2 separate regions of the Homo sapiens genome follow, and region 1 is linked to region 2. The links are chromatin loops, found by intact Hi-C in ENCODE. Cell type or tissue: Caco-2. All regions are shown on one strand. Links, peaks and the distances in the headings refer to the core of each region. The heading gives the core; the rest is flanking DNA.

Region 1 (5,372 bases), core at 200-5,199, 62 kb after region 2:
TACAATGATTGTAGTGTAACCAGTAAAGATCAGATTTTGCTTATTATATTTTTAAATGTACTCATGTGGAAAGACATTGAAGATATTTTGTTTGGGGGAAAAAAAAAAGCAGCAGGACACAGTGGCTCATGCCTATAATCCCAACACTTTAGGAGGCTGAGGAGGGGAAAATTGCTTGAGCCCAAGAGCTCTAGGCTGCAGTGAGCTATGATTGTGTCACTGCACTCCAGCCTGGGCAACAGAGCTAGACTCCATCTCTAAACACACTTTTTTTTTTTTTTTTTAAAGCAAGTTGTTGGCCGGGAGTGGTGGCTCACACCTGTAATCCCAACACTTTGGGAGGCCAAGGCAGGTAGATTACTTGAAGTCAGGAGTTCGAAACCACCCTGGCCAACATGGTGAAACCCCGTCTCTATTAAAAATACAAAAATTGGCTGGGCATGATGGCAGGTGCCTGTAATCCCAGCTACTTGAGAGGCTGAGGCAGGAGAATCGCTTGAACCTGGGAGGAAAAGATTGCAGTGAGCCGAGATCGCACCACTGCACTCCAGCCTGGGCGACAGGGCAAGACTCCGTCTCAAAATAAAAATAAAAAAAAAAAAACAAAAAAGCAAGGTGTCAAACAGCAAATATAAATATGATCCCATTTGTCTTAAAAAGCAAAAGGTACACGTGGCGAACATATATAAGGTTATATGCATGTTTGTCTATGGAAGCAGATATATATGGGTTAAAGTATGACTACGAAAAATCTGGAAGGTAGAACTATGGCACATTTTCTAGAGTATATATGGTTTGGCTGTTCTATTTTATAAAAGAATGTACTACTTTATACTCAGGAAAAAACAAGGGGAAAACATTTTTTTAAGTAATACGTTTTAAAGTCATTTGGTTTATTCAGTTTATATTCCCAAACTTCAGGCTAAAAATTAATCTGGAAAGAAAACTTCAGCTATGGAAAAAAGACAATAAACAAAATAACTAATCCTTTGCCTCATTCCTTAAATTCAAAGTCACTGATATAATTGGTAAGAAGGAAAAATATAACTGGGTACTTATTGTTTGCCAGGTATTTGTTGTTCACGTAACCCACAAAGTGAAACTGTCCTGGTTTCATAAATGAGGAAACTCGGGCTCCAAAGAATCAAGTGATTTCCCTGGAGCAGAAGCTGGTCAAAAAGACAGAACTGCAAATCTGTTTGGTTCTAGGAGCAGGGAAGACAGGACTTTCCCCTGAAGCTCTTATCTCCCTCCCTGAGGTTGCTGTGAGTGGAAAACAGGAGGGTTGGGGGTAGGGTAGGAGCAACTGATAATGGACGTTTTTTTCCTCTCCAAGGAGGCATTTTCTCCCCACTCCATTCCTTCCCCCCACAAAGCTTCATCCACCCTCCCTCAGAGCTGCATCAGGAGTACCAAGTGACAGAGCTCCTGCACCGAAGTGCCTGGCCTAGAATCCTGCCTTCAGGAACTCCAAGAAAAAGCAGCCAGAGAAAGAAAGGGTGCTTCCCCTTCCAGAACTCCCTTTATTATTGCACCCCACTTCAATCACTCTCCTGGCTTTCAAACTTACATGATATAAGAGGGAAGCCTGATTTCACCCTCTCAGCTGGTCATCTGTAAGATGGGAACGACGCATCTTGGGAGAACAACCCAGAAGAGAGTATCAGAAAGTGCTTTCCAAATTTTCAAGTGCTAACAAAGAAGTACCACCCTAAAGGCTGAGGTTCTCGCCTACCAGGTAATACAAACCCTCCTTAACATGATAGTTTACGGCATTTAGGAGTTCAGTGCTTTTTGTGATCTTTATTTCTAAAATGCTATTTCAACACCTTGCATAGGAAATTCTCCGCAGGGTTATGTCCCTCGTGTGGTTGTACAGCGAGTGAAGAATGAACGGAAAAGTGAAGCAAGCCTTCCCAAAGCTACCACCGTTTAACTCTAAGAGATGCAGTTCTTAGCTTTAGAGCCAACCCTGTGTTAATCTTTGAATTGGGAAAAGAGAGGATAAAAATCAGCAAAAGTTATCAAAGTCTCAACTCGATGACCTTGTTAACTTCCAAAACAGGATTGGCGAGATGCTTCCTCTTTATTAATAACAATGGCTGACATGTGAGTGCTTGCTATGTGCCCGGCATTTCAGTGTTCTACATGCATTAGCTCATTTTACCCATATGGCAGCACCTACTTTGTAGGGAGTTTACTTCCCCCATCTCACAGGTAAGGAATTGGAGGCAAAGAAAGGTTCAGTGACTTGCCCAGGTGGTTGCCAGATGGTTTAGCCTCAGCAAGGCAGGTGGAGTTCTAGGTCAGATATCTGGTCTACCTCTCCAGCCATATCACTCATATTTCCCCTTGTGTTTGAAACCCTCATCATCCTGAACTGCTTAGGATTCCTGGGATAGACAGTGTGTTCAGCTGCACCCCCATGCTTGCCTTTGCATGTGGCTTTTCTTTCTTCTCACCAAGCCACCATCCTCTTCCAACCAATAGGAAATTTTACTCCATGAATGAATGAAAGTAAGCATATTATGAAAATTCATTACTATACTTAAGACTCAAGAGTTGTTTTGACAGAAAATATCAAAGCATTCCCCACCGCAAGTCATTTTTGCAATGTTGTTTCTTATCTCAAGCCAGAAATCCCCATGCAGATTGCCTGGGGTTCTCTCTTCTCTGCTCTCCCGGACTCCTCCTCCTCCACATCCCTTGTCATCCCTCCACACCCTCCTCATCCCTTCCCTCAGGCTCCAGCCTTCGGGAAGATATGTCTACAATGACCTTTGGCCACTGACAAAGAGGAAGTTATCTGGAAGTTTGCAAACCTCTGTTCAACTCTCTATCCACCCCTTGGAAGGACCTTTTCAGAGGAAGAGAACAGAGTTTGTTTTTCAAATCATTTTCACCATATCTAAAACTAGCCACTCGGCTTGGTGATAGGACATCCCTATGAAACACACATGTCCAAGCCACAGGTCCTCAAGGCATTTGTTTGACACGGCACTGAGAAATGGGCATCCAGTGGTTTAAGTGACTTTTTGATTTATGCCTACAGCATCTTTTCCATGTTTTCAGAGAACTTTAAACACATCATTACAAGGAAGGGGAGAGGACCTGTGATGGCTTCACAAGAATAATGCAGTAACTACCATAGAGGCTTATAAACACTTAATAGCAGGCTTTTCAATTAACGAAAAATGTCTTGAATGATGTGTCAAAACTACTTTTTAAGAACTGTATCTTGGCAGGCCAAGGCGGGTGGATCACCTGAGGTCAGGAGCTCAAGACCAGCCTGGCCAACATGGCTAAACCCGGTCTCTATTTAAAAATACAAAAATTAGCCTGGCGTGGTAGTGGGCGCCTGTAACCCCAGCTACTCGGGAGGCTGAGGCAGGAGAATCGCTTGAACCCGGGAGGCAGAGGTTGCAGTGAGCCGAGGTCACACCACTGCAATCCAGCCTGGGCAGCAGAGCGAGACTCTGTCTCCAAAAAAAAAAAAAAAGAAAAAAAAAACCAATTGTATCAATGCCTTTGGTCATATGATGAAGAATAAGCTACTTAAATGAGGTACACTGAAAAAGATATCTAGTGCAGCATTACTGATTGGTGGGGGGATAAAATCATGCCTATTTTTAGATTTTCTAAATATTTACAGAGCACCTACTATACTCTCAAGGCACTCAGCTTAATACTGAGGATACAGGTTGAGCATCCCTAATCCAAAAATCCAAAACCTGAAACTTTTTGAGTCCTGACGTGACCCCACATATTGTCCACATGGGCGGCTGAGATCATCTTTTCTGATGACTCGATGTACACAAGCTTTGTTTTATAAACAAAATTATTTAAAATATTGCATAAAATTACCTTCATCTTATGTGCCTAAGGTGTATATGAAACATAAGTGAATTTTGTGTTTAGATGTGGGTCAGAGCCTCAAAACATCTCATTATGGATATGCAAATATCCAAAAATCCAAGAAAATTCAAAATCCAAAATACTTCCAATCCCAAGCATTTAGGAAAAGGGGTATTCTTCAGCCTATACTTTAAAATTTTAGGGGCCAGGCAGTGGCTCATGCCTGTAATCCCAACACTTTGGGAGGCCAAGGAGGATTGCTTGAGCTCAGAAGTTTGAGACCAGCCTGGGCAACATAGTGGGATCTTGTATCTACGAAAAATAGAAAAATTAGCTGAGTGTGGTAGCACATGTTTATCCCAGCTACTTGAGAGGCTGAGGCAAGAGGACTAATTATTCCAGGAGGTGGAGGCTGCAGGAGCCATGATTATGCCACTGCATTCAGCCTGGGTGAAAGAGCAAGAAGACCCTGTCTCAAAAAAAAAAAAAAATTATTTAATACATGGCTCAGCCCTATAGAACTTCCATTCTATTATGGGAGGCAGACACTAAAACAATTACACTGTATATTTTTTCCAGCAGTTATGACAATATTCTGCCCTAAATAACAAAAGGAAATAGTGAAATAACATGTAGAGGCTGGGCGCGGTGGCTCACACCTGTAATCCCAGCACTTTGGGAGGCCAAGGCAGGTGGATCATCAGTTCAGGAGATCGAGACCATCCTGGCTAACACGGTGAAACCCCATCTCTACTAAAAATACAAACTGTTAGCCAGGCATGGCGGCGGGCGCCTGTAGTCGCGGCGCCTGTAGTCCCAGCTACTTGGGAGGCTGAGGCAGGAGAATGGCGTGAACCCAGGAGGCGAAGCTGGCAGTGAGCCGAGATCGCGCCACTGCACTCTAGCCTGGGCGACAGCACGAGACTCCATCTCAAAAAAAAAAAAAAAAAGAAATAACATGTAGACATTTTACATGTTTAGGATACTTTTAATAATAATGGAAAATGTTATTACAAGAACAGTATTTAATAAAAGCAAGAAACAACCACATAAAGCATAATCTCATCCATTTGTTTTTTTAAGAAAAAGTATAGAAGTAAGTCTTTTTTTTTTTTTTTTTTTTGAGACAGGGTCTCGTTCTATCACCCAAGCTAGAGTGCAGTGGCTCAATCTTGGCTCACTGCAACCTCTGCCTTCTGGGTTCAAGCAATTATCCTGCCTCAGCCTCCCAAGTAGCTCGGATCACAGGTGCCCGCCATCACGCCCAGCTGATTTTTGTATTTTTAGTAAAGATGGGGTTTCACCCCGTTGGCCAGGCTGGTCTAGAACTCCTGACCTCAGATGATCCACCTGCCTCAGCCTCCCAAAGTGCTGGGATTACAGGCGTGAGCCACCGCGCCCAGTTGAGAAGGAAGTCTTAACGGTTATAACCCTCTGTAAGAATAAATTATTGGGAACGGCTAAAAAGAATACTGAGAGGAACCTCTCTGACAAAGGAAAACATATTTCTAAGCTAC
Region 2 (5,372 bases), core at 117-5,116:
AACAGTCGGCCAGATGCAGTGGCTCACAGCTGTAATCCCAGCACCTTGGGAGGCCAAGGCAGGTGGATTGCTTGAGACCAGCTTGGGCAACATAGTGAAACTTTGTCTCTACCAAAAATACAAAAAAAAAAAAAAATAGCCGGGTGTGGTGGCACACACTTGTAGTCCCAGCTACTTGAGAGGCTGAGGTAGGAAGATCACCTGAGCCCAGGGAGGTTGAGGCTGCAGTGAGCTGAAATCACATCACTGCATTTTAGCCTGGGTGACAGAGTGAGACCCTGTCTCAAAAAAAAAAAAAGAAAAAGAAAAAAGAAAACAGCCTATGGGGGTCAGAGCCAGGGTCTCCCTGCTAGATCAGCTGGAACTCTGAGTCCACTTTCTCTTCAAGAGGGAAAGAATGAATGAAAGGGACAGATGAAGGAGGAAGGTGGAAGGAGGTGAAGCACAGAACTGGCCTCCCAAGTCCATCCACAATAGAGGGGCAGGGACGGTCAGCAGAAGGTGCTGGAGAGGGGTGAGCACCTCACCTGAGAGGAGGTGGCCTGAGTATTGGGGCAGAACCCTGGAGCCCAGCAGCCCACGGCAGCCCAGAGGAAGAGCTGCATCTGCAGGTACCCGGGGACAGGCTTCCTTTCCTAGGGCCCACATTCCAGAGGGCAGCAGCAGGGCCAGCAGAGGGGACAGTTGCAGCTGTGGGGAAGATGCCCATGCAGGGACTGTAAACGAGTTGGGGCTCAGGATCCCCTGGCTGGGGCTGGGCTGTGAGCTGAAGACTTAAACCAAGCCAGCCCCCTGGCCGCATATCCCACCCCTCCCCGTCCCAGAGAGGCAAGCGGGCGCAGCACTGGGAAGGAGGAGGCGGTTCTAGCTCACCCCTTTCCACAGGCCCCAAGGGCACAGCTGGGTCAGGGCTGAGGTGGAGAGGGGACAAGCATGGTATGTAGCTTGTCTCAAAGGCACGCTTCCCCATGGGCAGGAAGAACTGCCGGGAGGGGCATCTCCCAAGCTACCTAGATATCCTGGCATCCGCCTTCCCAGCCAGGAGCAGCACCTTATCCGGATGCATTTGCTCCCCAGCATCAGCCTCCCCGCAGCCACATGGGACGGTGGCACAGTCTTTGGAGCTGACGGACCTGGGTCAGAAGCCTGACTTTGCCCCCTGACTAGCTGTGTGTCCCTGAAGAAGCTGCCCAGATTCTCTGAGCCTCAGTCTCCTCACAGGCAAAGCAGAGACTTTAACAACTGCCTGAAAAGGTGCTGTGAGTGCAGATGAGATAATAGGGAGGAAAAACTTTTCCTGTGTCCTCTTATGTTCAGTGACTAGGGGCCTGCGAATTAAACTGACAAAAGATAGATTCGCTAGAGAAAAAAGATGGATTTTTATTCTCATACCTATGAGGGAGTTTCACAGAAAAATGTGACTCAGTTCAAGGCTGCAGCGAGCTATGATCCACCGCACTACAGCCTGGGTGACAAAGTGAGAAACTGTCTCAAAAAAAAAAAAAAGAAAAAGAAGAAGAAGATAAAGGAAAAAGAAAAAAAAGAAAGAAATGTTAAAAATAAAAAATAAAAAAAAAGAAAAGAGAAAAAAGGAGAAAAGGATAAAACAAGTATAAATAAAAAGAAAAATGTGGCCAGGCGTGGTGGCTCACACCTGTAATCCCAGCACTTTGAGAGGCCGAGGTGGATAGATCACCTGAGGCCAGGCGTTCACAACCATCCTGGCCAATATGACGAAAGCCCATCTCTACTAAAAATACAAAAATTAGCTGGACGCAGTGGCGGGTGCCTGTAATCCCAGCTACTTGGGAGGCTGAGGCAGGAGAATTGCTTGAGATGGAGGTTGCAGTGAGCCGAGATGGTGCCACTGCACTCCAGCCTGGGTGACAGAGTGAGACTCTGTCTCAAAAAAGAAAAGAAAAGAAAAATGCAACTCAAGGAGGTGGTTATAATTTGGGACTTATATACCATGTTAATAGGGGAAGAGGGAAGAGAAGGACCATTTTACTTTTAGGAAAGATAAATGGCCCCTAGGAGAACAGATGGCAGCTAGGACAGTTTTGCAACTATGTCTGTTCTGGTGATTTCTTATCTTGGTGCCAGTGCTGACTTCTTGAATTCTTGTATTTGGTGATAGGAGTCCATCTCTCTGGTTTTGAAAGTTCCAGGGAAAGGATTTCTGGCAGCTGAATTCTTTTGGGAGCCTCTGCTTTTAGGCAGATTAAGGGGAATAAAAAAATAAAAAAATAAAAAAATAAACCAGAAAACCCTCTTCAGTGTGGTACATCCTGGATCCCTTCAGACAAGGCACGGGCAATACCTGGCTGGGGGAGCCCCTCACAGGCCTCCTCCTGCCGGCCCACACCACATCCCTGTGCCCATGTTTGTCCTCTTCCCAATCCCTACTGCCCCATCCGAACTCACTGTCCTCTGTCCCCATTCTCTCTGTGCTAAGGTGACACGTCACCATATAGCAGCTTGCCCCCTGCCGGCACAGGCTCCCTTCACCGCTGCTTTCAGGTCCCAGTCCCTCGTTTGCCCAGCACCTCTTGCTATCTCTTACTCATTCAACAAACACTCCTAGCAGGCTTCTCCCTGCCAGGCCCTGGGCTGGATTCCAGAGTGGCAGCGATCAGGCAGACCAAACTCTGTCTCTAGGAGCTCCTCCCAGTGGGAGAGGCGGACAGAAAGATGGACAGTTACAGCCTAGGCACAGGAGCCCATGGGAGCTCAGAGGAAGAGCCCAGAGGAAGAGTAAGGCCCAGCAAGTTCTGTGAGCTGTTGGTGCCAGGAAAGAGCTGGGCCTGCCCCTGATACTCAAAAAGCATATGTGAACAAAGGGAATGGAGGGAGAGGAGGAGAAAGAAGGGATGACAGGAGGAAGGGAGGGAAGTTGGTCGATTTTCCTCATCCACCTTTCTCCTCTCTGGACTAGTGTTTGGGGCCAGCTCCTCCCCCACTCCAATGTCAACCTCTGGGCTTATCAGATATTTCAATAGCTGCTCTGGCCTGATAAGCCCTCTCCAGATAACCCCTTTCTCTTGTAATTGAGTTTAAATATTGTTCCACCCAATCAAGGCAGGTTAATATTCAACCCAACCTAGCTCTGGAAGCCTCCTGGCCACCAGATTCTTCCCTGGGCGAGGCAACCTGGGGCTGAGCAGGGCTGGAGCAAGCAGGGCGTGCAGTCTTCCCCCAAAGCATGTTTATCAGAGGGTTTGGGAATGGGGGGCGGGAGGGGACTGTCTAGACCTGGGTCCGCCCCTGGTGGGTCCAAGGAACAGTGTCCAAGCCAAGCCTAAGGGCCTGCGCTTCCTGGCTGGAGGACCAGGGGAAAGCCAGCTTTGTTCCAGCAGAGGCTCAGCTGGGAGAACCTGCCCAGACACCCTTCCCTTGAGGATTCTGCTTTGCACCTTAGAGTGTCCTCAGGCTGCCAGGATCCTCCAGAGCCATATGGCTGATTTCCTCCTCTCACCCACAGGAGTGATTCCCTCAGGCTCCTCAGGGTTTGGTCCTCGTGAGTCAGCCTCCCAGGGCCTATCCTGTCTGACACACTCCAGGTGGAATCTTCAGCCTACCCGGTAGAGGCCCAAACAGTGCATGCACCTGCTTCCCACTGGTGACTTTCACGGGTCTTCCATGTGGACAGCCCCAGTCAGCGATGTGGGAGCCGCCACAGCCCAGGACTTCCAGAAGCAGAAGCGCTGAGTGTGGCTACTCACCTGACCCAGGGCAGAGAGTGGGGTCGAGAGCCAGTGGCATCCACACCTGTACCCGGGAGGCCCCTCTGGTTCCGTGTGTGTGTGTGTGTCTGTGTGCATGTGTGTGTGTGTGTCTGTTGGGGGGTGGGAGGGTCATCAACAGGTTTCACTACTCAAATCATCTTCCCCTACAGGGAGGCGCAGAGGATCCCATAGCTACCAGCCAGCTGTCAGGCTCTGGGTCACCTTTGTGTCATTGGACCCTAACATTCTCTAGTCCCCCTCTGTCCCACCCCACCCGAGTGAGTCACTATCCCTCTTGGAGGTTCCTCCCCAGAAAGAGAGGGCAGGTGCCTCCAGGCCAGCAGCAACAGCCCCCGGGGGAACCTGTTAGGAATGCACATTCTCAGACCCGCACCCCACCACTGAATGGGAGACTGCGGGCGGGGAACCCCCGCAGTGCAGTGCAGGTGGCTTTCCGGCCCTCCTGAAGATTCCGATGCACTGGGACACCACCCAGCCACTACAAGCCATGAATAAAAGCCTCCTGCCTCTCACCGCTTTAATATGTGCCGGGGCCATTCCAAGCTCTTGAAGTAAATTCAGCTCATTTACTCGTTATAATCGTCCTGCGAGGCAGGCACGAGTATTAGTCCTCGTGGACTAATTTTACGGATGAGGCAAGCAAAACAGAAAAGTTAGGCGACCTTGGGCAAGGTCACACAGCCGGAGGCTGAATGAGAAGCTAGGCAGTTCTCCGCTACATCAGGGGCTCCCGAAGTGTGGTCCCTGGACAAACGGTGTTAGCATCACCTGGGGACTTCTTAGAAATACAAATTCCCAGGCCCCCGATCAGACCCACCGAGCCGAGGGCCCAGCCATCTTTAGAACAAGCCCTCCAGTTTCAGAACCACAGTGCTGCACCCCGCTGCCTGAAGAGACATCCTGGGAAATAGCCGGAAAGCCTCACGCCCGCATCATGGCTGGGGGGGAGGGGGGTGGTTTGCTGGAAATAGACCACGTTGCAGGGCGGCTGCCGGCTCCTGCCCACCGGGAGGCCGAGGACAGCGACCCGAGCCGCACCTGCGCTGGGGCCTGCCGAGCTCTCGCAGTTTGAATGGAAAGGAAGAAGCCTTTGCTGTGGGCCCATGCTGCTCTGGGCCTCGGCTGCTGCGAGGTGCTGCCGAGTTCACACCATCCCACTCTTGTGTCCTAGCTCACCTCTAGTTTCTCTGTTGGGGCAGAGGCTGTGCAGGCGGATGGGGCAGCCAGCAGCCATACCAGAAGGAAAGACGGTGGTACAGGGGAACTCTTGGGCCCTGAGCTTGCCAGGCTCCCTAGTTCCACTCTGAGCTCTTGAACCCAATCCCGTTGCTATTGACTGAATGCTTGTGTTCCCTCCCCCGCTTCCGATGTTGAAGCCTAACCTCCAAGGTGATGGTACATGCAGGTGGGGCCTTTGGGAGGTATGAGGCCATGAGGGTGGAGCCCGCATGAATGGGGTTAATGCCCTTGTAAAAGAGGCCCTAGGGAGCTTGTTTGCCCCTTCCTAGGAGGCAGGCCCTCTCCAGCCTCTGGATCTGCCAGCGCCTTGACCTTGGACACCTCACCTTCAGAACGGACAGAAATACCTTTCTGTTGTTTATAAGCCACCTAGTTTACTTATGGCAT

Evidence for each region. Hi-C counts contacts between places; a loop is a spot of excess contacts. Peaks named below come from ENCODE experiments on the same cell type or tissue, not always from the same donor. Only the 100,000 strongest peaks of a DNase experiment are listed, where the experiment ranks them.
Region 1: a loop joins it to region 2, with 6 times the contacts of the local background. A loop is called at or near these places in 2 of 110 quality-filtered maps.

What each region holds. Positions count from the first base shown.
Region 1 is chr2:121,270,611-121,275,982 of GRCh38, forward strand. The region is part of intron 2 of TFCP2L1 (transcription factor CP2 like 1); the gene reads right to left. Among named protein-coding and RNA genes, the nearest start is that of TFCP2L1, 12 kb to the right of the region's middle. In Caco-2, for the core only: no CTCF peak of the experiment used is centred there; a DNase peak (open chromatin) is centred at 2,711.
Region 2 is chr2:121,208,366-121,213,737 of GRCh38, forward strand. No RefSeq gene overlaps it. Among named protein-coding and RNA genes, the nearest start is that of TFCP2L1, 74 kb to the right of the region's middle. In Caco-2, for the core only: a CTCF peak has its summit at 2,486 (motif pointing left); DNase peaks (open chromatin) are centred at 2,616 and 3,066.